2 separate regions of the Mus musculus genome follow, and region 1 is linked to region 2. Evidence: chromatin contacts called from ENCODE Hi-C or POLR2A ChIA-PET data. All regions are on one chromosome and are shown on one strand. The core of a region is the stretch at or near the end of the contact, and the rest is flanking DNA. Distances in the headings are between cores, read along the strand shown.

The links. A loop is a pair of places that touch in the nucleus more often than their neighbours do. ChIA-PET counts read pairs that join two places held with the same protein, here RNA polymerase II (POLR2A).
Region 1: a loop to region 2 is called in a map of left cerebral cortex, with 1.8 times the contacts of the local background. The contact joins the promoter of Rad9b here to the enhancer-like site in region 2. A Hi-C loop is called at or near these places in 1 of 37 maps with a recorded cell type or tissue (left cerebral cortex). POLR2A ChIA-PET finds 5 or more read pairs at or near these places in 3 of 5 experiments (Patski and embryonic stem cell).

The regions. Positions count from the first base shown.
Region 1 is chr5:122,350,354-122,356,631 of GRCm38, forward strand. It overlaps Rad9b (RAD9 checkpoint clamp component B), which reads right to left and starts at 3,852. Exons shown (of 13, transcript NM_001382853.1): 1 at 3,786-3,852; 2 at 2,191-2,261; 3 at 1,208-1,357; 4 at 906-1,020. The coding sequence starts at 3,822. It overlaps Vps29 (VPS29 retromer complex component), which reads left to right and starts at 3,975. Exons shown (of 4, transcript NM_019780.2): 1 at 3,975-4,123. The coding sequence starts at 4,121.
Region 2 is chr5:122,313,592-122,320,065 of GRCm38, forward strand. Pptc7 (PTC7 protein phosphatase homolog) reads left to right here. Exons shown (of 6, transcript NM_177242.4): 3 at 4-202; 4 at 3,520-3,643; 5 at 6,123-6,252. Among named protein-coding and RNA genes, the nearest start is that of Pptc7, 32 kb to the left of the region's middle. Within about 2 kb of position 1,525, at least 1 of the 3 ENCODE cell types and tissues checked has a DNase peak (open chromatin) inside an H3K27ac peak, as active enhancers do.

The DNA of each region.
Region 1 (6,278 bases), core at 2,602-5,101, 39 kb after region 2:
ATTCCTGAACACGGAAGAGTTGGACCAATGATACAAGTATGAATTGATTTCTCTGAGCCAGGATTCCACTCCATAGGTGAGAGCCTAAAACTAGCTATATTGCCGGGCAGTAGTGGCACATGCCTTTAATCCCAGCACTTGGCAGGCAGATTTCTGAGTTTGAGGCCAGCCTGGTCTATAGAGCGAGTTCTAGGACAGCCAAGGCTACACAGAGAATCCCTGTCTAGAGAAAAACAAAAACAAAAACAAACTAGCTATATTGCTACACTGGCCTGGAACTCATGACCTGATTGTCTCAGCCACTTTTGAGTGCTAGGTTCAGAGATGTGTGGCCTTGTGTCCAGCTAGAAAAACAAATTCATGTTCAACTGAACATATATGTAGGGAGCATGTGTCCTGTGTGTGTGTGTGTGAGAGACATAAGGCCAGAGGTCAACCTCAGATGTCATTTCCGAGTCTGTCTTCCATCTGGACCCCCTTCTTCATTAAGAGGCACCTCTCACTGCTCTGAAGCTCATCAGGTAGTCTAGGCTATGGGGACAGTGAGTCCCAGGGACCTGCCTTCTTCTCTGCCTCTGCAGCACTGGATCTACCAGCATTTGTCACCATACCTACATTTCTTTTAAAAACATGGTCCTGATCATGATGTCAGATCATTTGCTTGCAAGGCTGACTGATCCACCTCCCTGGTTGGACGTTTTAAAAAGCTGTTTTGTTTTGCATGCAGACGAGCTTGTGCCTTTTAGTCCTGAGGAGATAACCTCGGCCACTTTGCTTACACTACACCTGCAAAGACAGGTGTCACACCTGCCACACTGCATTCCTGCACAGAACCCACTCCGAAGTCGTCTGCAGACTGTACGCACAAAGACACTAAGAAACACACCACTTTCTGCTGCACCTACCATGCTTGCCGAAGAACTGAATGACGACTCTGCATTTATCCGCTCTGGCGACTACTGTGCACTTCTCCACACTTCTTTCAAGGTAATTCAGACATCTAAAGATTGGCAGAACTGACTGCAATACAAACACATCGTAAACATTAAACACATACTTACTATGGCTACCCCATTAACTTTAAAAAGCCCAACAGATGAACGTCTGTATATTCATAAATGGCATAGAAATGATTAAGTATAGTACAGCTGTTAAGCCCTACAAAAGGAGTATTCCTCCCATATAAGAGAAAATCAACTGTTTTTACCTTTATTGCCAATTTGCAATTTAAATTCAGTGGTAAGTCAGTATCACTCATCGTGGCAAAGGGTGACCACTGATAATGTTGAAAAAACATAGATGAAAACAGGACGTAGCCATACGTGGAATGACAAGAATTCACAGATCTCAGAGCAAGCTGGAAAGGAATAAGTGAGCTATTTCAGAGAAGACCGACTTCTATCCTGAGTCAATCCTGCTGTGACCATAATGCCACAAATACATTCAAATAAAACCGTGCGCACTGAACTTGCACATGGTACCTACAGATGTGTATATATCTATATTGAACATACACATACAAAATCTATACTCTCAAGCTCTGATACCGTAAAACTGTCAGTGTCCACAGTGACCACAACGTTAATGCATGAAGTGTGGGAAGTGACAGAAAAGCCCTAAGTGACTGACCTCATACCTTGCCTGGGGGGAGAAGCTATAACTTAACGCAGCAGCCATTCTGGGAATGCATGCTTATAAACTGTCAGGTTTTGGAATTTTTATGTGCTCTCGATTTTACCCACCACACTTCACTTGGACTTAGCACTTTTAAAACATCTTCTCTTGCTTTAATATATGAACCAGTCACTTAACATTCTTTTAAATTTAATTTATCTTGGCATGTAAAATAGGTTTCCCGTAGTTCAAACTGGTCTCACACTTGATATATAGCTGGCTGAGCTCTGCCTCCCTGGCACTGGGAATATAGGCCTGTGCCATCACACCTGGTTTGTTTTGTGTTGTTGTCGTTGTTTTTCGTTTGTCTGTTTGTGTTTCTTGACCCGTAGGGGAGGGTTTGAGACAGAGTTTCTCTGTGTGGCTTTGGCGTCCTGGAACTTACTCTGTGGACCAGGTTGGCCTTAAACTCAAAGAAACCCCACTGCCTCTTCCTCCCAAGTGCTGGGATTTGAGGCACACCTGGCTTTTTTTTTTTTTGGTTTGGTTTTCGACACAGCAGGCCTTTTAACTTACACCTTTCTCGGATGGGTCTAGCCACAGCTCATCGCTCACTCGTGATAGCGTTTGTACTGCTTTCCCAAATACTATGGAGGAAAAGAAAGGTGCGTTCACATTCTTCCCAAGCAGTGAAGACAAACCACAAGACTACTCTTGTATGCACAGGACTCAAGTGAAAACCAGAAAGGACGGTGGGATCCACTGAACAACTTAGTCATGCCTGTCAAATGCAAGTGATTCTTCTGTTGCGTGTTAGCGCCCTGTGGGTCAGACTGCCTGAGATGGAAATAGGGGATTTTAGTTTTACAGAGACAAGACTACTCCTCAATCAAAACACTAGTTATCCAAAATTGTTGGCAAACTTCATCCTTCCGAAACTTCAAGGCCTTTTCCGACTAACCCATTTCATCCTGGCTCTACTAATTGCTCTACGCTTGATCTTGGGCTAAAGGCTGGAAACTAAGTGGTTAGCACTTGCATCCATTCATGGGCTATCCATACGACAACAGCATTGAGCATCTTGGCTTCCAACATGCTAGGCTAGGTTAACATGTTGTTAGACTATAACGATCTCAACTTTGATGCTGTGTCAAGCCTTAGCAAAGTGCATCACTATGAGAGGAGGCACCATGACAGGAATTCACCACACGGTGTCCTAATTGTATGTGATGCCACAGAGCTGGAAACAGTGGTTTGAAATCCTTTTTTCCTGAATATGTCCGAACAATTTCCCGTTAAGTGATTACACTGAACTTTTTGGTCAAGATACACCTGGGAGTTAAACTACTCAGCCGATCCACACAGCGTTTTATAGACTAATTTACATTAGGAAATGCCGTATACCCTTACCTACATACACAGTAAGACTTCAATAAATATGCATCGACATAAAATTCAACATTATTTCTCCTGCAAGCCAATTTCCGTGCTAATGCTCTCATTCATTTTGAGTTCTCCCAACCTCTGAAGGGGGATGGTACACTGGCCCTTCTTTGGTCTGTCTACACACAAACCCGGTCCCCAGCCCAAGCATCCCACCCCCCTTATAAGGCTATGTATTATACAGTTCTCCACACAGTCTTTCTAATTTCTGATCTCACTACATGGACTTTTTATTTAGCCCATGCTTCTAACAACCTCTATCAACGAAGGGGCTAATATTAGTCTCATTTTTCGACTGAGGGACAGAGAGGATTGTTCGAGATTATATATTAAAACAAAAACAAAACCCAACAACAATAAAAAAAATGTCTCCGGCAGAATGTCGAATAAAGCAGCAGGTTGGTTTTCCCACAGCTCAAAAATACTTTTGCTGGTCAAGTATTATTTCCCCCCTTGAATTCTCTCCACATCAGCCCTCCTCAATCCGAGTTTAAGGCCCAATGGCACAATTCTTTTCTCGGTCACCGAATTAAACCCTGGACATAAATCAAATGGAACGGGGCTGGCATGCTCTTCGAAGCCCAGCATGGCCCTCGCGAGGCGCGCTATGGCAGCTTCAGTCGTGGCGAAGAATGGCGGAGGAGGCCGAAGAAGACGATGGATAAACCCTGCACGAGGCGTTAGACTTTTCCCTCTTCTAAGTAGCAAAGCAAGAATGGCCGCTCCACCTTTCACCTGGCCGCCCGTCATCCCGCACTTCAGCATGGCTACGGGCAGAGCAGGCATGGAGGGCGCAAGCGCGCCAGCCGCGGGTGCCCGGATGTTGCCCCCGCACTTTCCGCGAGCTCAGCCTTTCCTTTGCCCCGCCCACGAGCGATTTCTTGCAGCGCCGGGTTTTTTTTTTTTTTCCCTTGACGGGAAATGACCCTTACGGGCCCCCGTAAGACAGGCTCTTGCCAACTTCGCGTCTCATTGGTGGCGGAAGAAGTGGGCGGGTCGACCGAGGAGCCTGAGGAAGAGGGCGGCGGCGTTCGTGGTGATTGAACGGAGCCCTGGTGACAGGATGGTGAGCCCCACGGCGGCTGCTACCCGGGTGGGGCCGGGATGCTGCGGCGTCCGGTTGAGGGAGTGGGGTGGGGGCGCGAGGAGGATCCGGGTGGCCGCGGAGTTGGAACGGGAGGACCGCGGCTGGTTGAGGGTGCGGCTCGGCCTGATGTCGCCCCCTCGCCCCAGCGGCCAGAGGGCGTGCGAGGCGGACCCGGCGGCCGGACCCGGTCACGAGATCGGCTCCGGCAGTCGGTGTGACCGCACGTCTCTTCCCTCCTGGTCCTTCCCGGCTTGCTGGGGGTAGCCGGCCTCGGGGCAGAGCGCGAAGTAGCCGTCGCACTGGCCGCCACTCCGGACGGGGACCCGGAAAGGGGACTGCTCGTCTCCTGTGGCCGCTGCGGCCCCATTGAGCGATGTCGTGGGGATCGTTTGGAGCCTGCGGAGATGCGCGGGGTTGTTCGGAGAGCCTTAGCTTACCCAGTCTGCATCAGACCTTTAGGCCCGTCCCCCCCAATAGATTGCTGTCCCTACGACTTTTCTGTGCAGACACGTCCTTGTAATCCGATTTTCGAAGGCACTCTTTGCTCTCTAAAGTTGGGGGGGGGGACTGCTGTTTGTCCTGATGAAGGTTAAAGTGAAGGCACCTCACTGGCTGCTGGGCACGCGTTGCGTTTTTCACAGATTATCCTTGTGCAGACAACCTTTTAAAAAGGTGGCCTAGCAAACACAGAAGTGGATGCTCACAGTCAGCTAATGGATGGATCACAGGGCTCCCAATGGAGGAGCTAGAGAAAGTATCCAAGGAGCTAAAGGGATCTGCAACCCTATAGGTGGAACAACATTATGAACTAACCAGTACCCCGGAGCTCTTGACTCTAGCTGCATATGTATCAAAAGATGGCCTAGTCGGCCATCACTGGAAAGAGAGGCCCATTGGACATGCAAACTTTATATGCCCCAGTACAGGGGAACGCTAGGGCCAAAAAGGGGGAGTGGGTGGGTATGGGAGTGGGGGTGGGTGGCTACGGGGGCCTTTTGGTATAGCATTGGAAATGTAAATGAGATAAATACCTAATAAAAAATGGAAAAGAAAAAAAAAAAGGTGGCTTTATAAGCCGTTCCAAAGGTATATGCTTAAATTCACTGGATTTTGGCATCTAAAAGAGAATTATTTTGCTTTAGACTCCAGTTTAAAGTAGACTAGTTCTTTGATGGCAATTTGGAGACACTTGCAAGGAAGAAGAATTTGCTGGAATGATTGCATATTCATGTCTCTGAAGTCGTTTTGAGGGGTGAACGCTTATGTTTAAGGGCAGTTGCTATGCTGGGCATCACGTTTCTTTTAAATTTTTATTTTGAATTTTTGTGTATGTGTCTCTACATGAGTTTATGTGCACCAAACAAGTTCAGGAGCTACTGGAGACCAGAGGGCTTCGGATCCCCCGGAACTGGAGTTACAGGGAGTTGTGAGGTGCCACGCGGGTACTGGGAACCAAATCCGGGTCCTTCAAAGATCAGCAAGTGCTTTTTAATTGCTGAGCCATCTCTTCCATCCTAAGTCAGGTTATAACGATGTAGCCCTACTGGCCTGGAAATCAGAGATCTGCCTGCCTCTGTCTCCTGAGAGTGGGCACTAAAGGAGTGTGCCACCACACAGAGCTTGATCTTGACATTTTTGTCACATGATAAAGTACTCCAGCTAGTAATATCCTCTATAGCACATAACTTACCCTGGAGTGTGATTTTTCAATACTAGAACCTCAAACATAAAATAAATAAATATATATATGTGTGTATGTATGTGTATATATATACATACACACACACATATATACATATCTATATACACACACATATATATACATACACATATACACATATACCTCCAGTATATCTAGAGATAACAAGACCCCAGTAATGAGAAAATACTAACTTTAACCTTTTCCTGATGAATTCTTCAAATTATAAATATCAAATCTTTATAATCTACTCAAATTATAAAGAGTAGACAGATTGAGAAGTAAAGAAACAGGAGTTGGTGTACAAAGCAAGAAAATGTAGAACGACATTGACAGTTTGCTGTGTGTGGGTGTTTGTCCTGTGTTTAAAAAGAGAATCAGTAGTTCTTTTGGAATTATTTTCGGCACAGCTGATTTTTAACATTTCCTTTCATA
Region 2 (6,474 bases), core at 275-2,774:
TAGGTAGCAGCACAGCCTGCATCGTGGTGCTGGACAGAAGTAGCCACCGCTTGCACACAGCGAACCTGGGTGACTCGGGCTTCCTGGTGGTCCGGGGCGGCGAGGTTGTGCACCGGTCTGACGAGCAGCAGCACTACTTCAACACTCCATTCCAGCTCTCCATCGCCCCTCCTGAGGCCGAGGGGGTTGTCCTGAGCGACAGGTAAGCAAGCAGGAGGTGCCTCACCCATCCCTCCCTTCCTCCCTCCTGTCCTCTTTCCTGAGACACTGACGTCCTCAGGACCAGTTAGTGGGGCCTTTGCAAGGGACTTGGAATAAGTGGGTATCCCAGCCAAGCCAAGGTGCTCTTACAGAGTCAGCTGGAAGTGTTGTGCACAGGCCAGTCCGCCTTCTGTCAGTCCAGTCCTCGGGCAGCCGCACACTGGCTGACGGCCGTCTTACTTGTCAGAATAACTTCCCACTCAGAGGTCCTTCTCACACATGCGCCCAACAGAAGAGAAGTGGCCAGACCTGCCTCCGTCCTTAATGGGGTCACTAGGGTGGTCTCTTTTTCTTGATGATTGCTAATGTCTTAGTTTAATTTTAAACTTCCAGGAACCTTTCAAAACAACTGGAACACTCTATAATTAATTTTCAGTGTGTTCTTTTCTTAGACTCTCGTGAGGTTAGGCTCGGACCACACTTAGTTCAGCTGCCTTCCAGGGGTGGCACCTGCTTACTGGCGACCCCTGAGTTGGGGTTCTTCAGTGAAGAGGCCCACAGTAAATGTTCTTCTTGCTTATATCTTTCTTTCTACCTATTACCTCCTAGTGACCCAGATCTCAAGGCCAAACTAACATAAAACAGGTATTTCTGCCACCTTTGATTCTGGAACAAGGATATTATATAATTAGGTATTTGGTGTTGTCCATTTAAATAATCTGCTTGCTAGGTAGGCATGGGGCTTGTACCTGTAATCCCTGTATTCAGGAGGCTAAGGCAGGAGGATTACCAGTTTGAGGCCAGCCTGGGCTATATATAGAAAGACCCAGTCTTAAAAAACTTAGAACCCTGCTGCTGAGAGAGGGAAGTGCTTTGAGCTTTGGGGTCTGCTGAGTGCCTTAGGTGGAAGAACCTCTGATTAGACATGGACTGTGTGACTAAAATATTTATTTATCTTGTGTATGAGGTGGAGGTAGTGTGTGTGTGTCCTGGCACAGGTGTGCAGGTTAGTTCTCGTCTATCATGTGGGTTCCCAGTGTCAGGTTTGGCAGCAGGTGCCATCCCTGAGCCATCTCACTGAACCCACTCTTGTGTTGTTGAGTGTGCGGTAATACATACACAGTAGCCCTAGCCATTTGGAATGACAGCCTCAGCTGACAGCCTCTGGGTCAAGGTGCTTCCTTTTCCACACTGGCTGCTGCCGGTTTTGGCCTCTGAGTACCAGATCCGCAGGCAAGATTTGGGACAGGCAGGCTAGTGGCACAGTCTGCTGCCCTGCCGTGAGGTGGAGGTAGCAGCCCGTGGAGCCCAGCTCACCAGCATGTGACTCCGGCTCGTGTTTCAGTGTGGTCGAGAGTTTCCAGCGGCACAGTGTGTTCAGTCAGAATGGGCAGAGCTGCAGCTGGCGGGACACCAAGCTCATGGGCGGGAGTGTTAGCAGAGCACGGGCTGTCCAATGGGAGGGAGGCTCTCACAGGCAGAATGGCAAAGGCCACTCGTGGAAAGGAAAACCTCAGCATAAAACAGAGCCCTGTGCCAGCCTGGCCTTTACTCTGTACTTCCAAAACCCGGTGCACTTGTAAGGACACAGCCAGAGCCTTGCATACCGACTGGAGTTTTGCAGAAGGAACTAGCCCAGTGCCCACCAGTACGATGGTGGTTTTCTCTTCCTGCTTCGTGTTCTTAGTTGTCACTCTTATCTTTAGATGTGAGCTGCCTCCTTCCCTCGATGGCCATGCAAAGCTGAGCCAGGCGTTTGCTCGGGGCACTGTAGATCCTCAGGCGTGTACCAGGCTTACTTTGTGTTTTCTTCCATGTGTTTTCTGTCTCAGCACTTAGTATACAAGTGTGGGGTTTCTGGTAAGCCTGGGGTGCTTTGGCTCTGGCCTCTTGGTCGGTGTCTAAGGTCTTGCTTCTGTTATTCCTAACCACAGGGCCAGGTGGACGATTAGGTCTCTCCTCTGTCTGCCTTTTCAGGCTGGGAAACAGTGAAGGTGGCCTTCAGGAGAGCCAGCCTCACAGGGCTGTGAACTCCTGCCTTTGTGTCCCCCAAGTTAGATCTGTTTCCTTTAGGCTTTGTAAGAAAAAAATACCTGCCATCTCATCCTTTAAAAGTTGAACCCAGCTTGGGCATAGTGGCACACACCTGTCATCCCAGCATCTAGGAGGCCGAGGCAGGAGAATTATGAGTTCAAGTTCAGCCTGAGCTACAAGTTGAGACCTTCTCTCTAAAACAGAAAAGCTATACCAAAAAAACAAAAGGCAGGGGCTGGCGAGATGGCTCAGAGGGTAAGAGCACTGACTGCTCTTCCGAAGGTTCTGAGTTCAATTCCCAGCAACCACATGGTGGCTCACAACCATCTGTAATGGGATCCGATGCCCTCTTCTGGTATGGCTGAAGACAGGAACAGTGTACTTACATTTAATAATAAATAAATTAAAAAAAAAAAAAGGCAAGCAACCGTCCTCCTGCCGCTGGTGTAACCCCATGTTCTCCAGGAGGCTCTTGGGCTAGCTTCTCTCCAGATTGATGGATGCTCTGAGCTTAGAAATCTTCAAGTGTGTCTGCCCCTCTTTACAGAAGTAGTTGTATCCACCACATATTCCTGCCTTTTCTATTTAACATATTACAGATTTTCTCTCAATTCAGAGGGTTATTCTGTTTGCAGTATGCCAATTAGCTAGTTTCTTGAAGCGTTCCATGTCAGGGTGGGAGATACACAGCCCTTAACTGTGCTAGAGCCTCTCTGGGCGCTCATGTTCTCTGCGGGCGGCTAGCCTCCTGAGAGCCAGAAGGGGCGTAGTGGTGTGGGTGGGAGAGGCTGGGATCAGAGACTGCAGACTGGACAGGAACACTCCCTTGCACATAGTGGAGGTTAGACCTGCCTCAGGAGAGAGCCTTCCTCTTGATCCATGTGCCATGCGTGACTGGTCTCTTGGCCTGGACTCAGCTTTACTCAATGGCTTTTGTTGAGCCTTTGAAACATACAGATGATGCTGTCAGCTAGTTTTCTCAGGATTGACATTTTGGTATGACTTCATGTTGTGAGGCGGGGTTAATGCCCCAGCTGGAGCATGGAGGTCACAGGACACTGGTGGCAGTCAGTTCTCTCACTTGTGGGTGCTTAGGATGGGAGAACTCAAGTGAGCAGGCTTGCTGGTCTTCCCCTTGTCTGCTGACTCGCTCGCTAGCCCAGCTTCCTTAGTTGAGGCCATATTTAAAGCCTCCTGACATTGTAAAATGCAGGTAGCAGGGCCTTTGGCACATACCTGCAGGGCTTCCTTCACCTTGCTGTTCCTCCTCTGTCCTTGCCACAGCCCAGACGCTGCTGATAGCACATCTTTCGATGTCCAGTTAGGAGATATCATCCTGACAGCAACAGATGGGCTCTTTGACAACATGCCTGATTACATGATCCTCCAGGAGCTGAAAAAACTGAAGGTAAGGAGCCTGGAGGCCCTGGGAGCTGCCGCTCTGCCCAGTGCCCTGTCCCTATGTTGGTTTGGAAAAGACTGTTTTTTGAACTTCACAAAATGATGGGTATACTATCCCAGGCGATTACAATTGGGAACATTAGAGGAGAACTGGGGGAGCCCTTGGCTCAGCCTTCCTCATAGGGTGGTCCAGGGGAGTCGGAAGTTGCTTTGTTTCCTCGTATCTTATGCACCTGCTTATGCCTCTCTCCTTTTCCTGTCACCACACACCCTGCGGTTGCTGAGGCTGGGAGGTCAGAAGTGAGACCAGGCAGCAAGGAGTGTGGGTGTTGACTAGAGCTATCACTGAGGGAGAGTTTGGCCTCTACCACAAAAGGTGGCAGGACCAGAAGCTGGGCTTTCCAGATTCTCTTAGCCCAGAGAAAGTTCTGGCTGGCAGACCTGGCCTTCTTCTCTGGCACCTTGCCATTCTGGCTTGGGGTGTTTCTTCTACTGTCCAAGCAGTGCCTCCTTGCCTGTGAACTGGGAAGAAGAAAAAGTCTTCCCCTTCAGGGTGGCAGGGAAGAGTAACCAACACCATGGGGAGGAAGTCCTAGCACCGTGCCTGCCCTGTGGTGGTCGCTTGTACTGGGGCACTGTGTGCTGACAGCCGTCAGCAGGAAGCACTCGGCCCACCCTCCGGGGCTTCCAGTGCAGAGGAGAACGGCTGGGGAGGAGATAGATACACAATATAGGCTGCTGGCAAGTGAGCAGGGTTAGAAATAAAGGGGACTCCTATCTTAGATTGGCTAGGGAAGGCCCCTGTGAGGAGGCGGCCTAGACGCACAGACCTGTTGGCTTTTCATTTTCTTTATGAACTTTGCTTTTTAAAAATATTATGTGTATGAGTGTTGCCTATGGAGGCAAGAAGAGAGTGTTGGATCCCCTGGAACTGACGTGAACAGTCTTGTGGATGCTAGGAACCAAACCTGGGTCCTCTGCAAGGACACCAGTACTGTTGATCTCTGGAGCCATGCCTCCAGCTGTCCTAGCCCTCTGCTGGTTGAAAGATGTAGAACCTTTGATGGCAGGGCTGAGCAGAGGCTTGTCCTCCAGCGCCCATTTTATAGATGAGGAAGTGGAAGTAGCTAGGACAGGGCATGGTCAGAGAACGCACAGCAAAGCAAGAGTCTGCTATGGCATACAAAGCCTGCAGGCCAGTCTCAGCATAGCCAGCACCAGAGCACCTCTTACTTGAAAAAAGCTAATATGGCTAGCTAGGTGTTTTCCCAAACATGGGGACTTCTGAGGCACCATGAAAATGTGGCCCAAACCCACCTTTTCAGACCATCCCATTTTAGCAAGAATACCTCAAAAATTTCAAATGGAAGACCAAAAATGAAAATCTTAATTAAAAATGTGGAGCCATTTCAACCAAAGGTTCAGGCAGGGCCTTGATCTGACGGGCTTGGTCCCCGTAGTGCTGTCTCCATGTCTTTTCTCACTGGATAAACCTAAGTGCTGGGGGAGTGTTCAGGTGAGTGTGCTGCCTGCCGCAGACCATCTGGGTCCCTTTGTCTGCGTGGAGCGGGTCTCTGGGTGCAGATGGGCAAGGAGTTGGCGGGTGACAGACAGACCAACACGTGAGATTGTGTAGAATCTGAATGTATTTTGTCATGTTGAGCATCAAACTTTTTATACCGAAGAATAACAAGAAACCAGGCAAAATACGATCCACCAAGTTACAGTGATGAAATACAAAAGGAATGTATACATCAAAAGAAGGCGGGGACCAGGCTGCTGCCACTATGAAGGGAGCCAGGTGTAAAGCTAGTCTATTGTTAAGCCCACCACCAGGGGTTCTGCACTAGCAGGCCTTCTCATGAATACTGCAATACCACAATCCCCCTATTTCCTGGGTCTTTAGAAGAATTTACCAACTTGCTTCTAATATGAAGCTTGCTATACCTGGCTGTAGGGAAGATCTAAGTCTCAGTGGGATTCCCTAGCTCTATTATGGTATTCCCTTGTTTGGGTGAGATTTGTTATTGTCCTTAGTAAATACTTTGCAGACCAGCTCTGAGCTGCTGGCTCCGTTTTTTGTAATGCTTAGTTACTGAATAGGTAACTTCCTTACTGCATTCCTGCCGGATTCCAAGCTCAGTTGCTTCTGGGACCTTGGAACACTGGCGAAGGCTCTGGTTACGTCAGAATTCAATCTTAAAAGGCACTTAAAATAATATAATGCTAAAAGAGAGCGCAGGGATCCATACACCAGACTAACGTGGGAATAGGGTATGTATATGGGTTAATGAGAACGCCAAAGCTCCAGGAGGTGAGTTTCCGTGAAACTCTTTTCCTCAAGTGCTTCCAGGCTTCTCAGCCTGTCAAGCAGACTTTTACTGGAGTGTGCGTGGCAGCTGCCTACAGTGCTGCCTGCATCAAGTGTTCTTATGCAGAGCTCACATGAGGCACCGTGGTAAAAATAACTCCATCCTTCATTTTAGAATTCAAATTATGAGAGTATACAGCGGACTGCAAGAAGCATTGCTGAGCAAGCGCATGAGCTGGCCTATGACCCAAATTATATGTCACCTTTTGCACAGTTTGCATGTGACAATGGATTAAATGTGAGAGGTAAGCATTCTCTGGAAGGTTCTGAGTTCTGGGTGAAAATGTGTAGGTGTGTGTCCTCTTAGCAAGGTCGGAGGGTGGCGGCTCATTTTTCCTGAGCCGCCCTTCAGAACCGACCTTGACTGCCTGAGAGAGCATGGAACCTGAAGCCCTTTACTCCACAGTGCCCTGCTTACCCAGGGCCACATCCCCAGCAGCTAAGTTCTGCCTCCTGAGTGGCTGAGT